2 separate regions of the Homo sapiens genome follow, and region 2 is linked to region 1. A link is a loop called in an ENCODE intact Hi-C map of the cell type or tissue named here. Cell type or tissue: heart left ventricle. All regions are shown on one strand. Links, peaks and the distances in the headings refer to the core of each region. The heading gives the core; the rest is flanking DNA.

Region 1 (16,274 bases), core at 6,060-14,059:
CAGCTCACTGCAACCTTCGCCTCCCAGTTTCAAGCAGTTTTCCTGCCTCAGCCTCCCGAGTAGCTGGGATTACAGGCGCCTGCCACCATGCCTAGCTAATTTTTGTATTTTTAGTAGAGACGGGGTTTCACCACATTGGCCAGGCTGTTCTTGAACTCCCGACCTCAGGTGATCCACTCACCTCAGCCTCTCAAAGTGCTGGGATTACAAGCGTGAGCCACCGCGCCCAGCTCATTTGTCTTAATTTTTAATGATGATTGCTTAAAATATATTAAGCATATACTTACTGGGTTGGGGACCCCAAAATTACCCCCTAGATTTGATGGTTCACTAGGAAAACTCAGAAGATTTAACATATAGTTGTACTCATAGCTATGATTTATTACAGTGAAAGAAAACAGCAAAATCAGCAAAGGGAAAAGGTGCATGGTATGAAGTTTGGAGAAAACCAGGAATAAGCTTCTATGAATCCTCTCCCAGTAGAGTCACACAGGATGTCCCTAGTTTCCTCAGTGACAAGTTGTGACAACATGTGAGATATAGTCTACCAGGGAAGTTCATTAGAACCTCAGTGCTCAGGGTTTTTAATTGGGGGGCTGGTCACATAAACCCCTTCTGCCTTAGTACAAACCAAAATTCTACACTCTCAGAGGGAAAACAGATGTTCAGCGTAAACCACATTGTTTATACAGTTTAGGTTCAGTGAGCTCTTCTTATCAGTTAGGGTGGTGGAAATCCTCCCAAAATCCAAGTTCCCAGATACCAGCCAAGGACCACCTTACAAGCAAGCATTTCAAGCAGTCATGCATGCTATGGTAGTTCCTTTCTGCACACCTACCTTATTAAATAATTGTCTATAGTTATTTAATTTTTATTAAATAGGGTTTCTATTATTTTTATTTTTATTTTTATTTTTTTGAGATGGAGTCTCGCTCTTGTCACCAGGCTGGAATGCAGAGGCACGATCTCGGCTCATTGCAACCTCTGCCTCCCGGGTTCAAGCAATTCTCCTGCCTCAGCCTCCTGAGTAGCTGGGATTACAGGCTCCTGCCACCACACCTGGCTAATTTTTTTTCTATTTTTAGTAGAGACAGAGTTTCACCATGTTGGCCAGGCTGGTATCGAACTCCTGACCTCAGGTGATCCTCCCCCCTCGGCCTCCCAAAGTGCTAGGATTACAGGCATGAGCCACTTCGCCCAGCCGGGTTTCTGTTATTAACATTAGCACTGCACCCTATACAGAATTACACTTTATTTTTATTTATTTATTTATTTATTTATTTATTTATTTGAGATGGTGTCTCGCTCTGTCGCCCAGGCTGGAGTGCAATGGCGCAGTCTCGGCTCACTGCAACTTCGGCCTCCTGGGTTAAAGTGATTCTCCTGCCTCAGCCTCACTAGTAGCTGGGATTACAAGCGTGCACCACCATGCCCAGCTAATTTTTTGTATTTTTAGTAGAGACGGGGTTTCACCATATTGGCCAGGCTGGTCTCTAACTCCTGACCTCAGGTGATCCACCTGCCTTGGCCTCCCAAAGTGCTGGGATTACAGGCATGAGCCACTGCACCCGGTCGAGATTTACACTTTGAAAATTTTTTTAACTTCTAAATTGATACAGCTTTATTCTGTGACAATAACTTTTATCATCAGGTCACTCCCTATTTAAGAGGCTGATTCCTGAGTTTTGCATAAGGTTTGAATGATTAAGATTACTGAAAATCTTACCTTTGTATAATTCCTCCATAAGTTTTACCCAGGAGAAAAAAATTTTTACCCAGGTATCTCTAACTCGAATGTGAAGAAATAGTGTGGTTTTTCCCCCCAAATATTACAGTGACTAAATGAAGACTACTGCTTGAAGGCTAATAAAATTTTCTCAATTCCTTTTGTTTAAAAAAAGAAACCAGGTAACATTAATTAACATTATTTTCTTTATTAACAATATTCCTTTGAGGGCCTACTATATGAGAGGAGAAGTGCTAGGTGCTGGGACATACAGTGAACAAGATAGAAATCCATACACATATAAAATGTAATTTCCCATGAATATGTGTCAGATCACTTCTGGAAAAGAAAGATACCTTTCTATTGTTGGAGCCATACACTTCATACCAACTAATGTTATCCTAGTATTTATCTATACAGTATTTAGTAGTTTTAAGCTAATTTATTTTCAAATTTGTGAATGCCAGCTTATATTATTATTGAGATTCTCAAGTGGGAATGACGCATGTCCTCTAATCCTGCTAGTGCACTTTGGAGTTATGCCAGAAATTTTGATGTGATTCTTCTGTCCACCTGCTATCTAGCCATCTCCCTTCACTCCACACATTTGTGTGCGTGTGTTTGAGATAGGGCCTCACTCTGTCACCTAGGCTGGAGTGCAGTGGCGTGATCACAGCTCACTGCAGCTTCAACCTCCCAGGCTCAAGTGATCCTCCTGCCTCAGCCTCCTGAGTAGCTGGGACTATAGGCACATGCCACCACACCTGGCTAATTTTTGTATTTTTTTGCAGTGATGGGGTTTCTCCATGTTGCCCAGGCTGGTATCAAACTCCTGGACGGACTCAAGTGATCCTCCATCCTGGGCCTCCCAAAGTGTGGGGATTACAGGCATGAGCCTCTGTGCCTGGCCCACCCCACACGTTCTTTTTGCTACTGCCTGCCCCCCAAAATCTTATACTAGTGAGCTACTATTACTAATGGGAGTATATTAAGATTCTCAGATCTAATGGTACAGACAAAAGCATTAAGAATCTTGGGTGGTCATGGTGGCTCACACCTGTAATCCCAGCATTTTGGGAGGCTGAGGCGGACCGATTACTTGAGCTCAGGAGTTCAAGACCAGCCTGTCCAACATGGCGAAACCCCATCTTGACCAAAAAAATACAAAAAAAATTAGCCGGTCAAGGTGGCGTGTGCCTATAGTCCCAGCTACTCAGGAGACTGAGGCGGGAAGATGGCCTAAACCTTGGAGGCAGAGGTTGCAGTGAGCTGAGAATGTGCCACTGCACTCTAGCTTGGGTGACAGAGCAGGATTCTTTCTCAAAAAACAAAAAAGAAAAAAAGAAAAAAATCTTATATCAGTGCTTTTTAGATTATTTTTGTAGTAAGCCCTGCCCCGTTTATCTTCAAAAAAAAAAAAAAAAAAAAAAAAGGAAAGAGAAGGAAAAACGGGAAATAAATAATGAAATTCTAAGCTTGCAAGGCTGTCGTGCCTGGGTCATTTTGTATAGATACCTCCATTTAAAAAATAAAACTTAAAGTTGTGAACAGTTCTTAGGTGTATGTGCACATAATTACTAACTACAGTTGACCATTGAACATCACAGGGGTTAGGAGCACCAACACCCTCATGCTGTCAAAAATTCGTGTATAACTTGACTCCCGAAAAACTTAACCATTAATAGCCTACTGTTGACTAGAAGCCTTACTGGTAACATAAATAGTTGATTAACATATATTTTATATGTTGTATATATTATATACTGTATTCTTAGAATAAAGTAAGCCAGAGAAAGGAAAGTTGTATTAAGAAAATCCTAAGAGGCCAGGTACAGTGGCTCATGTCTGTAATCCCAGCACTTTGGGAGGCCGAGGCGGGCAGATCACCTGAGGTCAAGAGTTCGAGACCAGTCTGACCAACATGGAGAAAACTGGTCTCTACTAAAAATACAAAATTAGCCGGGCGTGGTGGCACGTGCCTATAATCCCAGCTACTCAGGAGGCTGAGGCAGGAGAATCACTTGAACCCAGAAGGCGAGGTTTGTGGTGAGCTGAGATCGCACCATTGCACTCCAGCCTGGGCAATAAAAGTGAAACTCTGTCTCAAAAAGAGAAAAAAAAATCATAAGGGAAAATACATTTCCAGTATTGTACTGTATTTATTGATACCACAAGTTTATGTTATCTGTTTCCAAGATTAATTGTCTGAAATGGTAGACAACCATAGCTGCAGACCTCAATCCATGGTATGTCTCAAGTAATTCAACTTTTACTTGTAATGTCATGATTTTTTTCTGCTTATTCAGAACACTTCCAGGATCTCTGGTGGCACTTCCTGTAGGTCTTATGGTGTTATTCAAGGTTTATGGTACTGCACTAAACGTGATGAGAACTACACAAGAATTGTGAGGTTGCTTTTTATTGCCATGTGCACTTTACTAGAGAGATGAACTGCTCATGCAGAGATGATTAGCATCACACAGTATTTTAAGCAAATACTTGCAACACTTGAACTCCTCAAAATAGCAACAGGAAGTAGCTGCAAAATTAATACAGTAGTACAGTAGGAACTACAATGAATTTTATGCAGTTATTTAATACTTTATCTTTATGTGTGTTTACATTTCTCTTGACTGTGAACAGTGCCATATATGGCCTGTAAGTGTTTGTGTAAATTTTGATAATTTTTTTTTGAGTCAGGGTCTATCTAGCTCTGTTGCCCAGGCTGGAGTGCACTGGCACAATCTCAGCTTACTGCAGCCTCCGCCTCCTAGACTCAAGCGATCCTCCTACCTCAGCACCCTGAATAGCTGGGACTATAGGTGCGCACAACCATGCCCAGCTAATGTTTCTTTTTATTGTATTTTTCTGTAGAGGTGGGATTTCACCATGTTGCCCAGGCTGGTCTCAAACTCCTGAGCTCAAGAGATCAGCCCACCTTGGCCTTCCAAAGTGCTGGGATTATAGGTGTAAGCCACTGTACCCAGCCAATTTTGATAAATTTTAACTTTTTATAGTTTATATGTATTTTATGGTACTAAATGATAAAATAATTATTTACATATATTTTTTATATTGATGACATACCTTTTTCTTTTTTTATTGATATTTCTAGGTTATGTGGTATGCCTACAAATTTTTTCAAATTGTCACAAATCTCCAAAACATTTTCTAGTACATTTATGGAAAAAAAATCTGTATATATAAGTGGATTTATGCAGTTCAAACCCGTGAAGTTCAAGGGTCAATTGTAATTGTTTCTGGTTTTATTGTCTTTAAGAAGTACGGTACCTATTATAATTCAGCTTGTATTGGCCATGGGTGCTTATCTCAGAAAAAAAGGTATTGCAATTTTCTTTTTGTATAATGTTGGGAACTTAAATATTATTACTTTTGGTAGTTGATCACAATCTTCTTAGGTCATTGCTGTATTCCTTAGGTGCTGCAAAGTCTCATTTTGAGTGTGGAATGGTGGGCGGTGTTCATCCTGAGGCAGCAGTGAGAGTCGTCCAGTCCATGGCTCGTTTCATGGCTGCCTATTTCACCAATCAGCAGCTTTGCATTTTGCCCCCTCATCATGTGAATGTTCTTCCCCCACTTCATATTAAAACAGGTAATGTAGTAAACAAATCCTTTTTAAACTTTTTTTGCATTGCACATAATATAATATTTAAAACATATTATACAGAGGCCATTACTCAATGATACTGTTCTAGCATAGTATCTGAAACATAGGAGGTGATTTATGACTATGAATGAATAGAATCTGAGAAAAGTAATGGCTTAGATTCGTTTTTACTGAACATGGCTTTTTAAAATCACAAAATTGGGACAAGTTGATCTTTATAAAGTTTTTAGTTTTAAATTTTAATTTATTAATTATTTCTTTTTAGAGATGGAATTTTGCTATATTGCTCAGACTGTTTTTGAACTCCTGGCCTCAAACAATCTTTTCTTTTTTTTGAGACTGAGTTTCGCTCTTGTTGCCCAGGGTGGAGTGCAATGGTGTGATCTTGGCTAACTGCAACCTCCACCTCCTGGGTTCAAGCAATTTTCCTGCCTCAACCTCCCAAGTAGCTGGGATTATCGGCATATGCCACCACACCTGGCTAATTTTTTGTATTTAGTAGAGACAGGGTTTCACCACGTTAGTCAGGCTGGTCTCGAACTCCTGACCTCAGGTGATCCACCTGCCTTGGCCTCCCTGCTGGGATTATAGGCGTGCGCCACGTGCCCGGCCAAATGATCTTAACCACCTCAGCCTCCCAAGTAGCAGGGACTATAGGTGTGCCCAGCTGAAGTTTCAATTTTTAAAGTGAAAGAGCTGCCACCTTCATTTATGTCAAAATGTAGAGATTTAATAAATATTGAGCCTGCTAATTCAGTATTTAATGTTATTTGGATGATTTACTTTTATTATTTTATTTGGACCATTTACTTTTTAAATTTAATACTTTCATTAGTATGGTCAAAATGCATCTAATCCTGTGCTAGATAACTGCCCTGCTCTCAGTATAAACAGGTACACAAATTTCTATGATATTCATTCATTCTAATTTTTATTAAGTGCCTACTATTTGCCACACAGTATTCTTAGTGCTGCACATATACTAGCTTGCACCACATGAAATTGATAATACGAAAACATTTGTAGTTTCTTTCTTTTTTTTTTTTTTGGATTACACATTTTTATTCAGAGTTTTATCTGTTGATAGAGAAACATTTACAAAGGAGTAAATGTTATGTAATTTCTCATGGTATGTAAGTTAGAAGCTGGGCAGCAAACATGGTTACCAAGAGTCATCTGGTTCTTCATGAGAAAAGCGTGTTAAACTTTCGACTTTGTCACTACATTGCAGTGTGTCCACTAGGGAGCCTTCCTGGACCATCTTTTTTGAGCTCTTATCTGCCGACTCCTGGTCTTGCTGGATGATTTTCATGTATTTCTCTAAAGGATTTTCACTGTGAGCAGATTTGTCTTTCATTTCTTGATTACTCATTTCTAATTCATTTTCCATTTCAATCTTCAGTGATTCTTCAGTCATCCTCCTTTCCTGATACAGTTTTTCTAGTTCTCTTCTTTCCCTTTCTAAAATTTCTTGTAGGTTACTCTGCCTTCTTTCTTCTCTCTGCTTTCGTTCTTTCACTTGCTGTTCCCATATTTTTTCTTCTTCCTTTTGTTCTTCAATTTGTTTCTGATCTACACTTGGGTGCTGATATGAGAGGGGCACAGCAGCTACAGCTGCGCCCATATGAAGCATATCCCCGGCAGGAGAGGGCCCATCCATTTCAAACTGCCTTGGCACATTCCGTGCATATTCAAAAGATGATTCAAATTCCTCGTTATCCTTAAAAGCTAGCTTGTCCGCATCTGAAAATTCACTTTTGTCTTGAAGTTCATTTTGTCTCCAGTAAAGACCCGCTTTCTGCTCCGGAGGGCTGGAGAAGGGAGGGATGGAGAGGTTGTGCCTAGACTCAGCGGGTGATGGCGGGGGCATTCTGTCAGGATAAGGACTGGGGGAAGCAATGTGTGATCTGCCCAGACCTTCCAGATATATTTCACTTTCAAGGCTTCTTTTTGCTTTTGGAAGGGGTGTGGAGGAGAGGCGTCTGGAGGAAGTGCCCCCGCATAGCCTTGAGGCTGCACTGCCTGTCAGGGCTTCCAAGATGTCATTCCTTTCTTCTTTAAGTGTGCCCACTTGAGGCTGCTCAGAGACAACTCTGTCCTCTGCAAAAATACGTCTTTCCGGGGAACTGGAAGTAATGTTTTTGAAGGCTTCCAGCAAGTGCAGAGATGGTGGGCTCTTTGCTGGTAGTGGGCCTTTGGCAGAGTTTTTAATGTCTCTCCGATGGTAACTTCTGAAAGCCTTTTCCAAGCGTTCCGCCTCTTGCTGAAGCTGTTTGACCCTTGCATTAGTATTGGCGACAAACTCAAGGTCAGAATCAGGGGAACTACCCTCCATCCCTGCATTTGGATAATTTGTGATCCTTGATGCAACCGTACCTGCTAGAACTTTTTCCTGTTTAAAAGGATTGTTCAAGAAATCCCCACTTATCTCACCATTGTGAAGCACCATGTTGCCATTTATTAATCCATTGGCAGAATGATGGATCACAGACTGCTTTGGATTGCAGTACACTTCATTCTCTAGGGCTGTCTGAGTTTGCTTCAATTGCGATTTTAAATCGGCAACCTGAATAGTTAACCTCTTTATGGAAACTTTGTAACCTAGTATCTGGGCCTTCAACTGTGTAGTATGCTCAATTTCATCTTGCAGTTGTTTGTGCAGAGCTTGTTTGCGGCTTTCGAACTCCTCATGCTCAACCACTGTAGCCTTTTCTGCTCTCCTTAGTTCTTTCTGAAAGACCGCAAGTTCAGGAGCCAGCTGAGCTAGGCGGTTTAGGAGACGCAAGTTTTCATTTCTACTCTCTTCCAGTTGTTGTTTAAGTAATTTATTTTGTGCCAGAAGCTCCAGTCTCTCTTCTTTTAGTAGTGAATAGTCACTCATCACTTTAACCTTTTCATTCAGCATATGGTTTTGTTTTGTTATTGCCAAAGACTGGGCTTTGACAGACTCTAATTCAAGCTCAAGTTCTTTCATGCGATTTATAGATTGATTGAGTTCCTCCTTTTTTGAATTAAAAGCTATGAGCTCCTCTTGCAAATGAACAGCTTTTTCTTTATTCTTCCTTTCATCTTCAATCAGTCGATTAGTTCTAATGATGTAGTCGTCCTTTAGTTCAAGTTGATACTTTAGGAGTTCATTCTTGAGTTTTTGGTCATAGGTCTTCTCAAAACTCTTTATATTCTGCTCCCGTCTCCTAAGTGCCTCAGTCATACTTTTATGTTTTTCTTCCTGGAGCTTCTGGTTCAGTTCAAAAGCTTCAACTCTTTGCTTCAGCTCTGCTTCTCTTCCTCTTAGCAAATCCATATCTTTTAGTAAAAGTTGCCTTTGAGCATAAATCTCTTTTGTTTCAATCTCTTGGTGCTTTTGAATTCTCTCAAGGGTGCTCTTTTCCCGAATAACAAGGGCTTCAGATTTTGCTTGACAAGCTTTCTCAAAATCATTCTGGAACACGGCTAATTCCTTCTCATACTTTTTTTTTGCTTCCATTTTAATTTTTCCTATTTCGGTATCTTTAAAAAACTTCAACTTTTGACATATTTCTTCCCGAAGTTGCTCTTCTATTTCTCTCTTATATTCATTTAGCTTTATTTCTAAAGACTCAAACTTGATACGCTGAGGGTAAGCATCTGCAAACTGATCATCAATAAGCTGAAGCTTCTCAGCCAGAGAATCTCTGCTAAATGTCGAACTTGTCTGAGTTTCCATATTACAACTTTCTTTAGCTTGATGATATTCTGCCAATCCTTTTAAAAAATGCATAAGAAAACCTTTTTGGTTTTCTTTATCAGCTCCTGAAACCAGTGATTTGTACAGACTGGAAGTAGGGTTGATTTTAATGAGTTGTAATAGATCCTGCATAGTAAATACCTTTTCTTTTGCCAAACCACTTTCTAGAAAGAAAACAGAAAGTGAATATTCACAGCCACATCTTTGTAAGTGATCTGCCACTAAAGAGTTAGAGGCACTTATTAAGAGGGAGCTCCCTTGCACTGAAATGGACTGAGGTTGCAGTTCTCCACTCAATACAGGGTGCATTAACTCATGAATTAGCTGGTTTCGAAGTTGTATCTTGAGTGTTTCCAGTATACCCCGATCCTTAAATGTCTGGTATAGCTTTTTGCGCAGTTCATTTTGACTCAACACATCAGCCACGGGGAGCATGTTGGACTGAGCCATCATCAGCCGTCAGCTTCCTCCGGAGCCCGCCTCGCTCGCCCCGCCGTGGCCCGAGTTTAGTGCCCAGCTGGGGCTGTAGGGCCAAGACGAGGGGGAATCCCTGCCCTCCAGAGCCCTGCTTCTGTCCTGAGGGGTCGGGAGGAACAAGGGTGCTGAACGCTCTCTGCCTTGCACTCCCAACTAGGTTTTCTAACAAACACGCTAGCTTCCTTTCTTCGCGGTTCTGAGGAATGAGTGAGGACCGTGACCCAGTCACGAATCAAAGGCGGCTGGAGGGCGGGGACCCGGAGACTAGGGACAGAAGGCGGCAAGGCAGGACCGCCTCACATCCCATCCTTCGTCTCCCGAGACCGGCTCAGTACAGCCTTCCCGTTCTGGAGAGCTACGGCGCATGCGCATGTTTTCTTTTTTTCTTTTCTTTTTTTTTTTCATCTGTGAAACAGATTTATCCTAACTGCAATGAACAAAGTGATAAAGTACTTGTTCTTTTACGGGGTTTACGTCTAATATGTTGAGACAGAAATTTAAATATATAAACAAGATATATCAAATGGTTATAACTGTTATGGAGAGAATTAAAATAGAGCAATACAGCGTGACTGAGTGGCAATTTGAGATTGGAATTTCAGGAGTAGCTCTCTGAGGAGGTGAAAGTTAAGCTGAACTCTTTTTTTTTTTTGGGGGGGGGGGGAGACAGAGTCTTGCTCTATCGCCCAGGCTGGAGTGCAGTGGCGCAGTCTCGGCTCACTGCAAGCTCCGCCTCCTGGGCTCGTGCCATTCTCCTGCCTCAGCCTCCTGAGTAGCTGGGACTACAGGCGCCCACCACCTCGCTGGGCTAATTTTTTGTATTTTTAGTGGAGACGGGGTTTCACCGTGTTAGCCAGGATGGTCTCGATCTCCTGACCTCCTGATCCGCTCACCTCGGCCTCCCAAAGTGCTGGGATTACAGGCGTGAGCCACCGCTCCCGGCCTCTAAGCCGAACTCTTAATAACAAAAAAGAGTTGGATACATCAAGGCACAGGGCATTCTAACCTGAGTTTGTGTAAAAGCCCCAGGGCAAGAACAAGTTTGATGTGTTTGAGAAACGGAAAGATCTGTGTGGCTGTAAACTAGAGGAGGAGGGCTGGGCATGTTGGCCTATGCCTGTAATCCCAGCACTTTGGGAAGCCAGGCCGATTGCTTGAGTTCAGGAGTTTGAGATCAGCCTGGGCAACATTATGAAACCCTGTCTCTACAAAAAATACAAAAATTAGCCCGCCATGGTGACATGTACCTGAGATTCCCAGTCACTTGGGAGGCTGAGGCAGGAGGATTGCTTGAGCCCAGATGACAGAGGTTGCAGTGAGATCACGTGATTACACTCCAGCTTGGATGACAGAGCAAGACTGTCTCAAACAAAACAAAACAAAACAAAACAAAAACAACAACAACAAAAAAACCAAAGCAAACAAAAAAAAACTAGAGAAGGAAGTGGAGAGTGATATGAGTTGCATTCAGTAAAGGGGCCAGATGATGTAAGCCATGTTAAGAAATCTGAATTTTAAGTATCATGGGAAGCTGTTGGAGGGCTTTAAGCAAGAGTAGACATGAACAGATACATATGTATGTACAAGGCACACCTAAGTTAGAGTAGTACAAGTTAAAATACTATCAGAAATTTAATAAAGATGGCAACAAGTGGTCAGCAAATATAATCAGTCGTAGAACCATGGATTTTGAACTATGTGTTCAAACTCCTATGTTCTGTGAATGTTTCAGGATGCATATACATTTCATGTTAATTTTTCTAATCAGAATGTTTCTAGGGATTTGAGTTGCTTATTTGGTGTGATATTTTAAAAGGTCGTGAACTTTTTTACTGTGTGAAAGTAGTAAAATTTTCAGAAAATTTAATTATTCAAGTTATTTTAATGGTATATTACCTTGCTCGTAGTGAATAAAAATAGGAAAAATTTAGCCAGTCTCCTGGCTCCTTTGCTTATGCAAAATCAGACATCCAAGTGGTTGAAAACTTTTTGTTTTTCCTGATGTGTTTGTCAGAGAGCTAAAATGTTAGTTCTTGCAGTAGGCATAGCCTGTATAGGTCATGTGAGAAACTCACCATTTCGAGGAACAGAGAAGCTCATGAATGCTGTTTATGACTTTTATTTTGAGAGAATGAGTAAAAATCCCATCAACATGTATTTTTTAATAACATTTCTTTTATCCTATTTTTAAGTTGCTTTATCAAGTTACTTCAATTAGGGAAAGGGACAGAAGGCCAGGGGGAACGATATTATCCTTTTGTATTAAATCACAGGCCAGATGGCAATCTTATTATTTAGTCAGAATTACTGAACATCACACTTTTCTGCTTTGTAATCAACACTAATATTGACACTTAATATGCTTCATTGTTACCTCAACTTAGTCTTTTATTGCATAACACTGTGGGTAACACAAAGTCAGATAAAATGTAGTCTCTGCCTTCTACATTTCATAATCTAGTATGAGAAATAAACATGTATTTCTGAGCATCCCACAGTAATAAATTGCACATTGTGACCCATGTCACGGTAATAAATTGTACTTTGTGAACCAGTAGTATAGTAGATATAAATGTTTTTTGTATGTGTTTACATATTACCTGACACAAAAGTTTCATTAAACAGTATTTACCTTTATTTTGTGTCTGATACTTTCTATTCTGTTTTGTTTTTTTTCTCTTTTGTTTCATTTTTAAAATAATGCTGGCATTTGTTTCATGACCCACGAATGAGGCACATTCTTCAGTGTTAAAAGTGTTCTAGGGCATGTTGAGTATTACTTTAGCCCATTTTGTATGTATCTTCCTGGTGGTTTTTTGTAGATAATACTGATTGAAGAGATAAATATGCCCATGTAAAGAAGCATGAGTTTGGATGTGATTGTAATAATCCATTTTTAAAAATTTACTCACAGAGCAGTCCTTTCGACTTATTCCTCTGCAACACTCTAAGGTGGCCAGTGTTGTTAGAGATCAGAATCTCTCTAATGTGTGGACAGTTGAATATGCACTTGAATTACTATTTATTGGTGGCCTGGTTCCAGAGGCTGTGTGGTTGGCATATAAACTTGGAGACTGGAAGACGTCTGTTTCAATTGGTGTGGCTTTCCAGCTGTTCTGTAAACGTGATAGCAATTTCATGAGGTATGGATTTTTAGGCAATTTTAAGATATAGTATGATTGAACTATGTATTTTATATTTCTCTTATTGCTGGTATTTACATTTTATGTGGAATCCTTAGTTCAGCATTGTTCAATGGAACGTTCTTTAGTGATAGAAATGTGTTGTCCAGTATGGTAGCCACTCACCACAAGTAACTATTGAAATGCAGCCAGTGAGACCAAGGAATTAAATTTTCAATTTAACTTTAGTTAATTTAAATTAAAATAGCCACATATAGTTAGTGGTTACTGTATTGAACAGCTCAGTGGCTTACTTATTTGTGTTAAAACATTTATTAATAGCCAGGGGCGATGATCGTGCCTGTGGTCCCAACTACTTGGGAGGCTGAGGTGGGAAGATCACTTGAGCGCGGGAGGTCAAGGCTGCAGTGAGCCGTGATCATGTCATTACACGTCAGCCTGGGCAACAGAGTGAGACCCTGTCTCAAAACAAACAAAAACCATTTATTTAGCACACTTATGTGTTAGTAAAGCCCGTGTTTAGGGTAGCAATTAGAAATAAGAATGGGGGGAGTATATTAGGATCATAATCGTGGAGGGTCTTAATACAATATTTCCTTGAATATATCTTTTTTACATGTACGATAGATAAAAAAGTAAATTCCATTGTTTCTTAAACTTTCATGTTTAGTCCTTGATATGTGAAACCTTTCCTTTTTTTTCAAAATTTGGATTCATTTCCCTTAATTTGATGTCATTTCAGGTCCAAGAAAAAGAGTCTGAATCTACCACTCCGTATGACTCCAGCACAGATTTTTCAGGAAAAACTGCAGTGTGTTTTAGGTCAACCAGCCTCTTTGGAAGCAAAAAATGAAATGGGCTCAAAATATAAACAGTTTACAGGTGTGTTATGTATGTATAGTCTGATTCGTGTCAGATTAATATAAACCTTATAATACCTTAAAAAGTTTATACATGTCTACAAATGTATTAACACTTTGAAATAAACTTATCAAAAATGAAAGTATGATATTTATTTTTATTTTATTTTATTATTTTTTGAGATGGAGTGTTACTCTGCCACCCAGGCTGGAGTGCAGTGGCGTGATCTTAGCTCACTGCAAACTCTACCTGCCGGGTTCAAGCAATTCTCCTGCTTCAGCTTCCCGAGTAGCTGGGATTACAGGCGTGGGCCACCACGTCCGGCTAATTTTTGTAGTGTTTGTAGAGACAGGGTTTCACCTTGTTGGCCAGGCTGGTCTCAAACTCCTGACCTCAGGTGATCCGCCTGCTTTGGCCTCCCAAAGTGTTGGGATTACAGGCATGAGCCACTGCGCCCGGCTGAAAAATGAAAGTATGATATTTATACTTAACCATGGGAACACCCAAAATTGATGCCAGCTTACAATACAAGGGTTGATAACTGAATGATTTTCTGATTTTCCATACATGCCTTTTTTTTTTTTTTTAAATATTAAAGTAGCTTTCTTGATGCCGCAGTGTTACAGCTCTCTGACTCCTCCTGCAGAGCAAGGCCACCCCAGAGACTATGTTGAGAGTAGCCTTCATACATACCTTTACACTAATTATATTTCGCTTCATTTGTATCATTTTCTTTTGGAGCTGTAGAATCTCAAGCCTGGAAGGGTACTTAGGAGTGATTTATTTCAACTCTCACCTAGTGCATAAATTATAGATCTTTTTTATTTGAAAAGTTCAAAATGGTATTAAAAAATTAAAAATGATAGAATATTACATGTATTACATGGATTCACACAGGAATCCTATAAAATTTATCTGTTTTACAGTTGGAGAAATTTAGATAAAAAGTAATGAAATCAGTCATTTAATGTCGTATATTTAATGTAAAACCAGGGCAACTGTGAGGCCCTTCTGTTTTTATTGGTGCTTTGCTCCAGTAAAGAGTGAGACTTCTAACTCTAGATTCCTAAAACTTATAACATTTCTGTTTTGAGAGAACCTATAATGCTTGGAAATCTGACTATAAACTTTTCTTTGATAATTTTCTGTGCAGTTCTTTTGCTTTAATCAATGAAAAGATGTTACTGTGTGAAAGTTGGATTTTAAAGAAGGGACTAAAATATCCCCAGTCTGAACTTTGAGTTTTGGCAATATGTTGTTTTAAATGATCTGAAAACTCTTCCACGATAAATACATAGATAAAATGTGTTTCTAGATAAAATACAAAAAATATCCACTTAAAGGCCAAGCTTTAAATAAAGTAAGGGGAATTGCCAGAGGTCAGAAACAACAAGCAAATAAAAATTCAAAGGGTTCCATTTTTTTCTCTTTAGCTGCTCTTGAATGAATTCCATTCCATTAAAGAGAAATAGAAACAGGCCCATTCAAATATTCATGTACACAAAAATGTGTACATGAAGCCAGGCGCAGTGGCTCATGCCTGTAATCTCAATGCTTTGGGAGGCTAAGGCCAGCAGATCACTTGAGCCCAGGAGTTCGAGACCAGCTTGGGCAATATGACAAAACCCTGTCTCTACAGAAAATACAAAAATTATCCAGGCATGATGGTATATGCCTGTAGTCCCAGCTGCTTGGGAAGCTAACTAAAGTGGGAGAATCCCTTGAGCCTAGGAGGTCAAGTCTGCAGTGAGCCATGATTGTGCCACTGCACTCCAGCCTGGGTGACAGAGTGAGATCCTTGTCTCAAAAAATGAAACAAAACAAATATCCATACATGAATGTTTATAGCAACTTTTTCATAATAGCCAAAATTTGGAAACACCTCAAATGTCCGTCAACTGGTGAATGGATAAGCAAATTCAAATATATCTTTAAAATGGAATAACAAATAGTGAAGAGGAACAAATTGCTGATAACTTGTGACAACATAGATGAATCACAGAACCGTCATGGTAAGAAGTCCTGAAAGAAGTCAGGAACGAAGACTACATACCGTATGATTCCATTTCTGTGGCATTCTATAAAAAACAAAACTATAGGAGCAGAAAACAGATCAGGGGTTGCCTGAGAATAAACAGGGAATTGACTACAAAGAAGTATAACTTTTGGAGTGATGGAAATGTTATTACAAGCCAATATAGATTTGTTTAATTTTATTGAACTGTATACTTTAAAAAGGATGGATATAGTATGTAAATTATGTCTCAACCTGATTTAAAAACAAAAACTTCAATAGATGGTTAAAGTTACTAAACCAATTTAGGAGCAAATTTGTGAACTGGAAAAGATGAATCTGAGCTATTCATCTGAGCTATCATATACATATATATATATAAAATATATAAAGAAAGATAAATATATACAAAATAGATAGGGACATAGATTTGAAAAATATGAAAGAGAAGTTAAGCTTTGTAGAACACACAACAGAAAGACAACATATATTTAATTGGAATTCCAGTATATCCACACCAAATGCTGGATAGTGGCTACCTAAGTTGAATATAGCAAAAATGTTAATATCAGACAAGGATGAGAAGTCAGTACATAAGTGTTTGACATATTATATTCTGTACTTTCATATATTCTATATTTTACAGTATGCTTAAAATATTTCATAGTAGAAAAATCCCTGAGTTTCCAGTTCTACCA
Region 2 (13,931 bases), core at 5,803-13,802, 180 kb after region 1:
TTTTTCATTTCCAAGGCTTCAGGTACACACAAAAGAATTAATCATAAATTTTGACTCATGACACACTGTTGCCACTCGTATATGCCCTTCTAATTTACTAATAAATAATGGCATACTTTGAATCCAAATCAAGAACACGAATAATTTTAATATCTTGTAGCTCCCAATGTGCTCCTTCCCTTATCCCATTTTCCTGTTTCACACTTGAGATAACCACTATCAGAAATTTACCATCTCCTTGTTTTTAAAAAAAGTATAAGCTGTATGCTATTTATATTTTTCTTTGATTTTCCACTTTCTAAAAAGGTAGTATACTTGATGTAGTCTTCTGAGATTTGCTTTTTTCACTCATCATTATGCCACTATGATCTAGGTTACTGCATACAGCTGTATTTTACTGATTTTCTCTGCTGTACAACACCCCACTGTGTGCCTATACCTTAATTCATTTATCCACTCTTTTGTAGATAGGTTAATCCCAATTTTAGTACAATAAGCACTCTTGTATATGCCTCCTGATGCAAATATGCAAGATTCTTTTGTGTGTATATATATTTGAAGTCGAATTGCTGGGTCATTGGATACATGCATTGTTCAACTTCACAAGATAATGCTTTTATGAGATAATTTTATGAAATCATTTTTCAAGTGGCTGTAATACTTTCTCAATTATTATCTGTATTAAAAGACACTACCTGATCCCTCTTTTCCATTACTTGTGATTGTCTGACTTCTCCATTTTTGTCAATAAAATGGTGTAGAATGTGGTCTTGATTTGTATTTCTTACTTTACTAATGGGGTTGAACACAGTATAGGTCCTATATGCTATTTTCTCCATGAAATGCCTATTAATTAACTTTACCTATTTTTCTACTGGGACTCTTGACTTACACTGGTTTTGTAGGAGAGAAGTTCTTATGTATTTATTCTCGGTATTAATTGTTGGTTATATATGTGCCAAATATCTTTTCCCATTTTGTGACTTGTATTTTCACTTTCTTCAATCTTTTAAGGTTAATGGTTTTTGTGACTTGTTTAAGGCATCCTTTCCTACTCAGAGATCAAAAATATATTCAGGCTGGGCATGGTGGTGCATGCTTGTAGTCCCAGCTACTCAAGAGGCTGAGGTAGGAGGATCACTTGAGCCTAGGAGTTTGAGTCCAGCCTGGGCAACACAGCAAGACCAAGCCATTAAAAAAAAAAAAAAAAAAAATATATATATATATATATATATATATGTGTGTGTGTGTGTGTGTGTATGTACATATACACACACATATGTAATTAAAAATTTTTTTCTCCTATATTTTCTAAAAGTTTTAAAGTTCTCCTTTAATCTATATGGAGTTGATTTTTGAGCTGAAGTAGGAATCTTTTTTTTTTAATTCTTATGGACAGTCAAATATCCCAACCCCATTTACTAAACAGTCTATCTTTTCTCCATCATCTGCAGTGCCACTTCTGTTTTATAGCAAGCATATTCTATATGTGTAAGCCTGTTTTCTGGGATCTCTATCCTGTTCCATTGTTCTATTTCGTACTAATCTACTTATTACTGCTCTTAATTATGTAATGTATCTTTGAAAATAAGTCCCAATATTTTGTAAGGCAAGTCAGTGCTTCAGCTTTTTTCAGAAATTAGTTATTTTTACCTTTTCTCTGCTTTTCCATATACATTTTACAATCACTTTGATATATTTAAATTTTTTTATTCATGATTTGAAGAAAGCTCACAGTTTCCCATTTTGCATTATTTTCATTTTAGGTTTTGTAGTTTTATCTGTCAGATTAAGGAATTTACATTGTATCCTTGTTTATTATAAGTAATCATTCAAGGATATTGAATTTTATCAAAAGTTTTTCTTGCCCACTCTGAAATGATTTCTTCTACTTTAATGTTAACCTACACACATATATTAGCCATGCACTTATAATATAAATAAGAAGTAATCAAGGTGCATAAAATTTTTTTAAAGTATAATTTAGCTTGCTCACTTAAAAAATATCTTTTAAAGGTACCAACATTCTCAGTGATACAGGTATATTTTTTACACCATCTTAATATTACGAAAAATTTCAGCCAAACAAAAGAGTTGAAAAAAGTTTTATCATGAACACTCTCTAACGACCATCATCTAGATTCTACCATTAAAAACATTTTTGGTGAGTGAGATAGAGTCTCACTCTGTTCCCCAGAAGAAAGGGCAGTGGCACAATCATAGTTCACTGCAGCCTAAAACTCCTGGGCTCAAGTGATCCTCCTGCCTCTGCCTCCCACGTAGCTGAATTTACAGGCACAGGCCACAATGCCCAGTTAATTTTATTTATTTATGTTTTTCAGAGATGGGGTCTCAGTACATTGTCCAGGTTGGTCTAAAACTCCAGGCTTCAAATGATCCTCCTGCCTCAACCTTCTAAGAGGCTGGGATTCTGGGTGCAAGCTACTGAGCCTGGCTCCTGGATCCTACCTTTAAGATTTTTTCTGCTGGGATGAACACACACACTACACACACACACACACACACACACACACACACACACACACACACACACACACGTATACATGTATGCATATGCATACACACACACCTATATCCATTTTACTTTCAATGCATTTCAAGGTAAACTGGAGACTTCAGTATACTCCCCGTTTTTTCCTTGAGATAAAATGTACATGCAATAAAATGCACAAATTTTTAGTGTACATTTGCTCAGTTTTGTCAAATGCATTCACCACTGTAACTCAAGTCCCTACACCAATATACAGAACAGTTGTTCTCAATCGTCAACTTATATCTGAATCATCTGGAGAGAGACTGTTAAAATACAGAATGATGGGCTCTACCCTCAGAGTTACTGATGAATTAAGTCTGGAGTAGGGCCTAAGAATTTGCATTTCTAATAAAACTCCAGGTAATGCTGGTAACCTTTAGAACCACTGATAGGGACCATAACTATCATCCCTGAAAGTTCCCTCATGTCCTTTCCCAGTCAATCCCCAGCTCCCTGCAGCCACTCTTCTGATTTTTTCCAGTATAGATTAGTTTTACCTCTCCTAGAATTTTGTATAAATGGAATTATAATATGTACTCTTCTACGTAAGGCTTCTTTTACTCTGCACAATGTTTTCATTATTTATCTATGTTGCTGTATGTATTAATACCCTGTTCCTTTTTGATGTGGAGTACTATTAAATTGCATGGGATTGTCATAGTTTATTTATCCATTCACTGGTTGATAGAGATAAAATATTTTATTGTAAACTCGGAAAGATCTTGCTCTGGATTACAAAGGACAGGAAGAGATGAAACAGGTTACTCTTAACTGTTTTTCATTGCCTGTATTTTCCTTACAAACTAGAAAATGGTCAGTCTTAGATCTTAAGTAATTAAAATGAATGGCACTGTAAAATCTATTTAATTTTTGTGTACCCATCACATGGCTATCAATGTGTTTTTTGAAGAAGACTGTCATAAAGGGCTACTCAATTTATGGTAGTGGTTTAAACTAACTGGAGTACATTTTAGAAATAAAAAAAATGTGAGGACCTTCAGGACAGAAGTTAATCTTCCACATCCTACTGAAAAATGCCAAAAAACTATGAATTGTTAAAGGTTATAAAGGAATGATAGCACCATACATTTAAAAATGACATACTGGCCAGGCACGGTGGCTTGCGCCTATAATCCCAGCACTTTGGGAGGCCAAGGTGGGCAGATCACCTGAGGTCTGGAGTTCAAGACCAGCCTGGCCAACATGGTGAAACCCCGTCTCTACTAAAGATATAAAAAAATTAGCCAGGCGTGGTGGTGGGTGCCTGTAATTCCAGCTACTCGGGAGGCTGAGGCAAGAGAATCACTTGAACCCAGGAGGCGGAGGTTGCAGTGAGCGGAGATCGTGCCACTGCACTCCACCCTGGGCGACAAGAGTGAAACTCCGCCTCAAAAACAAAAACAAAAGATATACTAAAAGCTTGAGTAATATAGTGACATCCTGTCTCAAAAAAAAAAAAAAAAAAAAAAAAGGCTAAACATGGTGGTGCATGCCTGTGGTTCCAGCTACTTGGGAGGCTGAGGAAAGAGGACTGCTTGAGCCAGGGAGGTTGAGGCCACAGTGGGCCATGATGGTGCCACTGCACTCCAGCCTGCATGACACAGCGAGACCCTGTCTCCAAAAAAAAAAAGATATACTAACATAATTATTTAGACAATGAACAGAGTTTAGTACATGTGGGAATTTGAAGCTATTTTAGTAGTACTTCAAGTTTCCCTAAAAAAAAATTCAATAAATGGGGAGAGTCAATGATCTACAAAAAACAAACAACAACAACAAACCCCAAAAACCCAATCCAAAAATAAAAATTAGAAATATCTGAAATTGGACTGAATGCAATGCATGCATATGTGCTCATGTAAAAACAGTAAGCATGTTAATTATTCTGGACTCAAGAATTTGTAATAACTCCAGCAGTCCATTCTTTATATCCTTCCTAGCTTTTCTTAACATTTATGCATATATGTTATAATTGCTCAGAGTAGTTATGTCTCTGTCATATATATATATATGAGTTTGCTTTCTTTCACTAAACCAAACTCTGCTAGTATAAGGAAATATATCACAAAGTCACAATATCATTGGTAAACTAAGTTGCTGGCAGAAACTAAAGTAGGAAAGCATAGAATAGAGAGCATGAATAGGATGGATAAACTAACTTACTAACTAAATAAATGGGACTAGAGAATAAAGATACAAAGAATGTACAAGTAAAACTATCATTGTTAAGAGAGTATAAATCTGGTCATGTCCCTTCTGCTTCTAATTTGCTAATACAAGATGACATTATTGTAGATTCTTTTTAGTAATCCTAAATAGTGACATTTCTGATAATTACATTGAATTCTTACTTGATCATTTATAATAACTATCAAATGAAATATATGATTTAGAGCCTTTTAGAAATCATGATGTACCTTTTGGGATGGCTGACATAAACTTAACTAAGGTGGTCATAAGGTTCTATGATATAGAGCTAACTATTTGATTTAGGAAAGAAATGATGCCAAATATATCATGTAAAAATATGAAATGAAAGATGATTTAAGAAGACAGTCTAAGATTACACATTGAAAACACCATGAAGGTTTTTTAAAAAAGACATCTTAAGAAAGTAATGTACTACTTTTACCACCACACCAAAATGGCTAAAGTTTTAAAAAAAGTGACAATAATGAGAACTGGTGAGGATGTGGAGCAACCGGAACTTTCATACACTGATGGTGGAAATGAAAAATGGTTTAGCAATTTTGGAAAAACATTTTGGCAGTTTCTCACTCACCATATGACCCTGTAATCACATTCCTGGGAGTTTACCCAAGATAAATGAAAACATACATCTACACAAAACCTTACACACCAATATTCACAGAAGCATTATTCATAACACCCCAAACTGGAAAGAACCCCAAAGTCCACAAAATGGTGAATGATAAAGAAATTATGATATATCCACACTACTGAAACTACTCAGTAATAAAAAGATATATTAATATATTAGCAACAAGAATGAATCAACATTCTAAGTTTAAAAAGTCAAACACAAGATTACATACTGTATGACTCCATTGATAGGAACAATGTACATGAAAAGGTACAACTACAGTGAGAAAAAGTAGATCAATAGTTTTCTAGGGCCAGGAAGAGAGGATCAACTGCAAAAAGGCATTTTAGGGTGAAATCCTGTATGTTCATTGTGTTGGACGTTACATGACTGTATATCATCACTTAAATTCATCAAAGATCAATCACTGAAAATGAGACAACTAGATATGTGCTTCCTGCTGTGATGCAATAATATTCAACACCACCTATGAGGTATTTGTCTCCTAGATTAAAAATTGAACTTTAATCATATTAAGCCTCTAGATTTCACTAAGAGTTTACTTGAAAACTGGTGGATAGAGGAACAACTTAAATGACACCAGAAAAAAAGTGGACTATTAAATCCAGAATGTGGGAGATTCTACAGAAAAACATACAAGTCGCATGAGAAAAGGGAGGTAAGGGGCAAACTAACATAAGAGACTTAAGAGTATATCAACCAAAGCAACTGCAAACCAACTATAAAAATACATTTTTGAGACAGGAAAATATGAACACTGAATAGGTATTAGTTATGGAATAATGCATTATTATTTTGGTATAAATGATAATTTTTTAAAAAAGTCATCTGCTACAGATAGATAGATGCTAAAGTATTTATGAATGAGATAATATAAAGTTTGGCCTTTGTTTTAAAAGTATTACAGGCTGGGCATGGTGGCCCACACCTGTATCTCAGCACTTTGGGAGGCCGAGGTGGGCAGATCACCTGAGGTCAGGAGTTTGAGACCAGCCTGGCCAACATGGCGAAACTTCATCTCTACTAAAAATACAAAAATTAGCTGGGTGTGGTGGCAAGTGCCTGTAACCCCAGCTACTTGGGAGGCTGAGGTAGGAGAAACCCTTGAACCCAGGAGGCGGAGGTTGCAGTGAGCCGGCCAAGATGGCGCCACTGCACTCCAGTTTGGGCAACAGAGTGAGACTCTATCTCAAAAAAAAAAAAAAAAAAAAAGTATTATGGAAAACAAAAGAAGAAAGAAAGAAAAGGAGAAAACCAGATAGGGGAAGGATAGCTATAACAAGACTGGGAAAATGCTGATAATTTTTGAAGCTGGGTGATGGATATTTCTGCCTGTGTGAAATTTTCTAAAATAAAAAATTTAACAATTCATAGGGAGATAAACATTTCTATTTATGAAACTTAAAAAAAACCCACTAGTTGTGGTTTGACTCTGTACTACTAAAGGAAATTCTATGCATAACATACTAAATCATGTAATTATATTTTTAATGCAATATATTGATCCATTTATAAATCTTGTATCTATTAATCACAGAGATTAAAGAAAAAAAATTATCTGGAAAGAAAGTAAGATAGAATTTTAGTTAATGATTCAGAAAACTTACTTGTACAATAGACAACTGAAGGCCAGGCGCAGTGGCTCATGCCTATAATCCCAGCACTTTGGGAGGCCGAGGCACGCAGGTCACCTGAGGTCAGGAGTTTGAGACCAGCCTGGCCAACATAGTAAAACCCCGTCTCTACCAAAAATACAAAAATTAGCCGAGTGTGGTGGTGGACACCTGTAATCCTAGCTACTCTGGAGGCTGAGGCAGGAGAATTGCTTGAACCCAGGAGGCAGAGGTTGAAGTGAACCAAGATTGTGCCACTGCACTCCAGCCTGGGCGACAGAGTGAGAGAGCGAGACTCCACCTCAAAAAAAAAAAAAAAAAAAAAAAAACCACAACCAGGCAACTGAATTAATTATAGAAATTAACAAAATCATCCAGCCTAACATATTGAAATAAATTTTCCCTACCAAAAGAACTAAAAAGGTTCTTTTAAATCATACAGTCCAAAAAAAAAAAAACACCAACAACAAAAAACTAACCTATTAAATTTTAGGTTATCAGGAGTCAAAAGAACACTCACGTTTTGAAGCAGTTGCTCAAACCAGTCATATCCAGTATCTCTGCATGCTGCAACCTAAGGGTGATGAAAAGAATCAAAGTTAGAAGTATATTTATAAATGTGAATAAAATATACTTTTGTTATGCTTTAGCCTGAAACATGTTTCAATTTTCTCAATTCAAAAGTTTATTTTTAAAGTAAACTATTTTTTCAGTAACACAACCATTTACCAACGTTACAGAACTTTATTCTAAAAAATATCTTGGAAAACATTGAAGAAATTAGTTTAATGTATTGAGGTTTAATATGGCACTAAATGTTTAAAGTGGCATAAGTTTAAAATGGCACAATAACTTGAACTACACTCTGTGAGGAAAATCTGTAATATCTTAAACATTAAGAACAAAAATATTTTTCTTATTACGCTTCTAGATGGCACATTTTAAAGACATCAATAGAAATGTAGAAGATGATGTAATTGAATATACAGAATTTTTCTTTCTTTTCTTTTTTTTTTTTTGAGAAGGGATCTTGCTATTATATTGCCCAGGCTGGAGTGTAGTGCCTATTCACAGGCATGATTACAGTATACTGCAGCTTTGAACTCCTGGTTCAAAGATCTCTTGATCCCCCGTCTCAGACTCCTGAGCAGCTGGGATTATAGGCATATGCGCTGTGACTGGCAAAAATTTCTTATATTAAAAACACAAAATGTATAGCTTATGCATAATAAAAAATGTAGCTAATCCATATTCATAATTTCTGAAAAAAGTAGGCATTACTATCTTTGCAGATTATTACCCTTGGGCGATTGTATCTGTTCTTCCATTTCTCCTTTCCCTCCCTGTTTTTAATTGCTGGAGGAATAGGAAAATCTCAGTATCAGTGTTTACATCAATTAATGCCAAGAAGTAGGGCTATATGGAAGCATCAACGACATGTTACTTGCATCCCTTCAGCATCTCCAGAAATATAAAGTAAAGGCAGCAGTACGAAATGTCAAGATTAATGAAATATCTCATTATTGTCTCTTCCTTCATAAGACATGTAGGCCTCAATTAGGTCTGGATCAACAGTGACCACACCCTTGTTCCAGTCCTTCTTACCACATCGGTAATGTTTAAAATTTTCCTTGTCATTGCTTCTTTGTCATTGTGTGGAGTTGGAGTAAACCAGAGTTTCTGGAATGTTTCATTTACTAATTTCTAGAAGGAAGAGAAATTTCAAATTAACTAATTATAACAAATACGGCAATTTCACAATTCCAAATTCTCATTAGGCCCAACACAAAGCTATAAATAACTAATCAAAACACAAACTGCCAGGAATTTCTGGTATTAATTTCCTCAGTTTTTTCTAAAACTACTAATTTCTCAAAACTATAAAAATTTTCAATTTGGTAAAGATTTTAAACAATACGAATGGGTGATACTATCCCTAGCCTAGAACTTCTTCATACTATACACTCAAATGTTTATGATCAAACTAAAAAATATATTTACTGCTTTTGGAGAAGAAGTTGTTACAGTGTTTGCTAAACTTAAAAAAAAGGGACAATTATACATATTATTATATATAAATGTAAATTTACTAATGAATTTAGGACTAAACTTAAAATTTTTTTTTTATGGATACATAATAGCTGTACACATTTATGAAGTATAGTTGAACTTTTGATACAAGCATACAATGTATAATGATCAAATCAGGGTAACTGGGGTATCCATCGCCTCAAGCACTTACCATTTCTTTGTGTTAGGAACATCCTATTTCCATTCTTCTAGTTATTTTTAAATGTACAATAAGTTATTGTTAACTATAGTCACCCTATTGTGCTACTGAACACTAAATTTTATTCCTTCTGGGTGTATTTTTGATAACTGTGAACCAACCCCTCTTTATTCAACCCCTCACAACCCTTCCCTCCCTCTGCTAACCATCTTTCTATTCTCTATCTCTATGAGATAAATTTTTTTTAAGCTTCCACGCATGAGTGAAAATATGTGCTATTTTCTGTGTCTGGCTTATTTCACTTAACATAATGAAACAAAGTATTTATTTAATAATTTAGAAAACTAAAATCATTTGAAAATTAAAATAATCCCATGAGAAACCTTTGAATATAATGCAATCTCTTATAATAACAATCAATAAATCAATCAACACACACATGCACATTTTTTGAGATGGAGTCTCACCCTTGCCCAGGCAGGAGTGCAGTGGCAAGATTACAGCTCACTGCAGCCTTGAATTCCTGGGCTCAAGTAATCTTCCTGTGTCAATCTCTAGAGTAGCTGGAACTATAGGCATGCTCTACTATGTTTGGTGAAATTTTTAAAAATTATTTTCATCATTTTATTTTTTATAGAAATAGGATTCTTACTATGTTGCCCAGGCTGATCTCCAACTCCTGGCCTCAAGCCATTCTCCTGCCTTGGCCTCCCAAAGTGCTGGGATTATAGGCATGAGCTACTATGGCCAGTCTTAAATAAATATTACCACTGAGGAATTGGTTGGTTAAAATCAGATTATAATACTTAATATAAAAATCTAGAAACAAAAAAAATTAAAGTATGTATTTTTCTTAAGTTTATAAACTATAAACGATTCATTGTAAAGTGTTTGGATATATTTAAAATCAACATTTAGGTGCAATAAACATTTAACTTATTTTAAACATTAATGAAAAATAAATTTAAAACAGTCAACACTACCTTAATGCCCTCTTCATCATTGACTCTGCGAATCATTTTTACACACATTTCTGTGATTTTTGGAAATGTTGGTTGTTCAATACAAATGTCTCTGAGAATCTTTATTACTCTTTTCCTGACACTGATACCAGTATCCTAAAAACAGAAAGGTATTTTTAAGAGTCAGAAAAATTGAGATGCCTAGTGTATGAAATTAGAAAATAAGTATCCATACGCAGTATATTCACTATTTGTTAACATGATAAACACACTTGACATATTTGCTTTTTACATGCTTTCTGCTACTATAAATGTGTTATTTTTTTATGTTGTCTTTACTTTTAAAGTATGATATCTAAGACATAGAAACATATTTTATAGTTAAGCCCTGGACACAAGACTAGAAGTATACGCTTGTCAAAATTAAATGAGAAAACAAACATAAGCTTTAGAATAGTGTCTGGCACTTAAACAGCACATGAAGTATCACTTAAAAGTAGACTTCATAAAAATGTTTAACCTGAATCTAATCAAACCTTTGGCACTATCTTATGGTTACTTCTTTTTTTTTTTTGGGATGGAGTTTTGCTCTTCTCGCCCAGGCTGGGGTAACAATGGTGCGATCTCAGCTCACTGCAACCTCTGCCTCCCAGGCTCAAGCGATTCTCCTGTCTCAGCCTCCCGAGTAGCTGGGATTACAGGTGCATACCACCACGCCTGGCTAATTTTTGTATTTTTAGTAGAAACAGTGTTTCACCATGTTGTCAGGCTGGTCTTGAACTCCTGACCTTGGGTGATTCACCCGCCTCAGCCTCCCAAAGTGCTGCAATTACAGGCATGAGGCACTGCGCCTGGCCTATCTTATGGTTTATAAGAGATACAAAACACAAGTTAAATTAAACGAAGTGTGGGAAGATAACAAAACCGATCAGGCCTTTTTAATCCGTCAATGTCATATGGGATGTAAAAAAAAAAAAAAAAAAAAAAAAAGAATAAGAAAATAGTCTTCAATTTTAAGACATGACCCCCAAATGCAATGTATTACCTTTGACTGAATTCTGATTCTTAAAAAAGAAGAATGAAAAAACATTTTTAGGACAATGGAGGATCTAAGAACTAGTATTCAGATGATACTAGAGTGCTAATTTGGGTGAGATAATGGTTTTGTTTATATAGCACAGTATCTTTTTTTGGTGTTACAAACTGAAGTGTTCACAAGAAAAGAAGTAAAAAATGTTTGACTTAAAATAATTTAGCAGAAAGTACAGATGAAGTATGGAGGTAGGTACAAGGGTGTTCACTGTACTATTTTTCTTTAACAAACTTTCATATTAAAGAGTTTTAAAAATAAAAAGCATCATACATGAAGTGTGCAAAATTATTAATCTCCATTATGTGATTTTAGCAATCCCCAAAATATTTTAGGATATTTTACTAGGGTTACAAATATCAGAGTTTATCAGATACGTGGGAATCCTGTTGATTTTACCCTTCAAAAGATGGAAGCCCTAAGAAGGAAAAAAATTTTTCCAGCTTTTCTTTAAATTATTTGTTTCTCAACCAAGATTTATGCCTAGTTGAAGCTAAAAATGACTCTATACTTCTGTCACACAATGTTCTGATATTAGGCCAAGGGTGACAAAATAAACTCTTGTCATTGAGGTAATACTTAATTTTGTGCACTAGTGCATCTATGTTGAGTTCTACAATAAGTCAATATGCCTGCAATGGGTAGTGTGGAGATTCCACAGATATTTCCTAATGCCAATGTTTCCTTTCATTTTTCAGAAAAATGCTTCAGAGCCAGAGAATTCCATGATGTATGTAGAACCTCTTTAGTTTGCTCTTAAACCTCAATGGACTTTTGGGCTTAACTTGTAGGTATCTGAGCTATCATTAATCAGCTTTAAGGAAACAAGAAGATGCACCTAAGGGATCCAAAAATATTGTCAGGTACCAACGTTCTGTACGTGTCTCTCACTGAAATAATTCTTCCTGTTTATATATATACATACATAAATATATACATAAAATCACTCTAGATTCTTGTTCAAAAACATTTAACTACCCCATGTGGTTCCTATCATCTACTCATTGTAAACTGGTATAATTAAAAAGAAACAGCAACTGAAAAAAGGAATCCAATTATTACCAATGATTTGTTTTATGATATTGCAAGGGCTATTCTTGAAAATATGTACTTGTTTAGAAAGTGGCAATAGTTCATAAATTTGACAATATAAATATATAATTGGTACATTTATTTTTCTAACTTAACACTTTAAAACAAAACATGATGCTTGAAAGGCAAAATTATATTCACGAATCATTATAAAAATGACAAACATACCAATATTCTTTCAATCAGCATATCATAATACTGTTCAGCAAGCTGAGGTCGACAAAGGACAAATCGACCTAGTAATTCTACTGCTGCTTCTCGGACACTAGTCGAATTATCCATCAATCGTCCATGAACACCTCGTTGCATATCAAGCTAAAGAAAAATGAAGAGAAAAAAACAATTTATACCTAAATAGAGTGAATATTCCAATTCGAGTAGAAAAGAAAGAATCATTTTTGCTCTTTACCCTTGCTAGAATACTGGGGTCTACAGCAACAACCTCAGACAAACACTTCATGGCTTTTGTTCGAACAGCAATTGCATTTTCACCAAGAACTCGTAGGATCTGCCAAGCAAACATTGACATTTTTGTAAATTTTAGAATACATAAAATTTAATTAAAAATAGCATGAAAACATGCAAAAGAAAACAAATCTATTATTTACCTCTCTTTAATCTGTATATAAATGAGTAAAGGATCTTTCCTAATGATTCAAAGTTTAACTTAAAAATCAGTACAGGTGTTAAGTGTATAGTCCATACTTTGGAGCCTTTCGTTTATCCAATTAAACCTGTTTTTTAATTGTTTTGCTTCATTTGCAGAACCTGTAGCCCCATTAAAACCTTGCTATGTGTAACTTGAATCAAAGATATTTAGTATCATTCAAATCATAATTTGGTAGTTGAATGTTTTGTATTTTATTACTTTATTTTTTGGGATGGAGTCTCGCTCTGTCGCCCAGGCTGGAGTGCAGTGGCGCAATCTCGGCTCCCTGCAACCTCCATCTCCCGGGTTCAAGCGATTCTCCTGCCTCAGCCTCCTGAGTAGCTGGGACTACAGGCACATGCCACCATGGCAGCTAATTTTTTGTATTTTTAGTAGAGATGGGGTTTCACTGTGTTAGCCAGGACGGTCTTGATCTCCTGACCTCGTAATCTGCCCGCCTTGGCTTCCCAAAGTGCTGGGATTTAGTTGGATGTTTTTATAATGTCACTTACTCTACTGATACTGTATGTGTGTGCATTCATACAAATATATATTTGTAAAACAAGAATATGTAAAAGGGATGTAGAACAAGGACTTTCTTTTTTTGTTTGAGATGGAGTTTCCCTCTTGTTGCCCAGGCTGGAGTGCAATGGCACGATCTCGGCTCACTGCAACTTCCACCTCCCAGGTTCAAGCAATTCTCCGGCCTCAGCCTCCCGAGTAGCTGGGATTACAGGCATGTGCCACCACGCCCCGCTAATTTTTGTATTTTTAGTAGAGACGGGGTTTCACCATGTTGGTCAGGTTGGTCTCGAACTCTTGACCTCAGGTGATCCACTTGCCTTGGCTTCCCAAAGTGTTGGGATTACAGGCGTGAGCCACTACACCCGGCCGGA

Evidence for each region. A loop is a pair of places that touch in the nucleus more often than their neighbours do. Peaks named below come from ENCODE experiments on the same cell type or tissue, not always from the same donor. Only the 100,000 strongest peaks of a DNase experiment are listed, where the experiment ranks them.
Region 2: a loop joins it to region 1, with 2.2 times the contacts of the local background. A loop is called at or near these places in 2 of 110 quality-filtered maps.

The regions. Positions count from the first base shown.
Region 1 is chr5:37,202,624-37,218,897 of GRCh38, reverse strand. CPLANE1 (ciliogenesis and planar polarity effector complex subunit 1) reads left to right here. Exons shown (of 53, transcript NM_001384732.1): 16 at 5,166-5,339; 17 at 12,473-12,701; 18 at 13,444-13,583. It also overlaps the pseudogene OFD1P17. Among named protein-coding and RNA genes, the nearest start is that of CPLANE1-AS1, 38 kb to the left of the region's middle. RefSeq lists an enhancer at 9,660-9,819. In heart left ventricle, for the core only: no CTCF peak of the experiment used is centred there; a DNase peak (open chromatin) is centred at 9,847; H3K4me3 peaks cover 867 bases.
Region 2 is chr5:37,021,014-37,034,944 of GRCh38, reverse strand. NIPBL (NIPBL cohesin loading factor) reads right to left here. Exons shown (of 47, transcript NM_133433.4): 28 at 12,796-12,894; 29 at 12,555-12,701; 30 at 10,226-10,360; 31 at 8,618-8,716; 32 at 7,533-7,586. Among named protein-coding and RNA genes, the nearest start is that of NIPBL, 150 kb to the right of the region's middle. In heart left ventricle, for the core only: no CTCF peak of the experiment used is centred there; no DNase peak of the experiment used is centred there.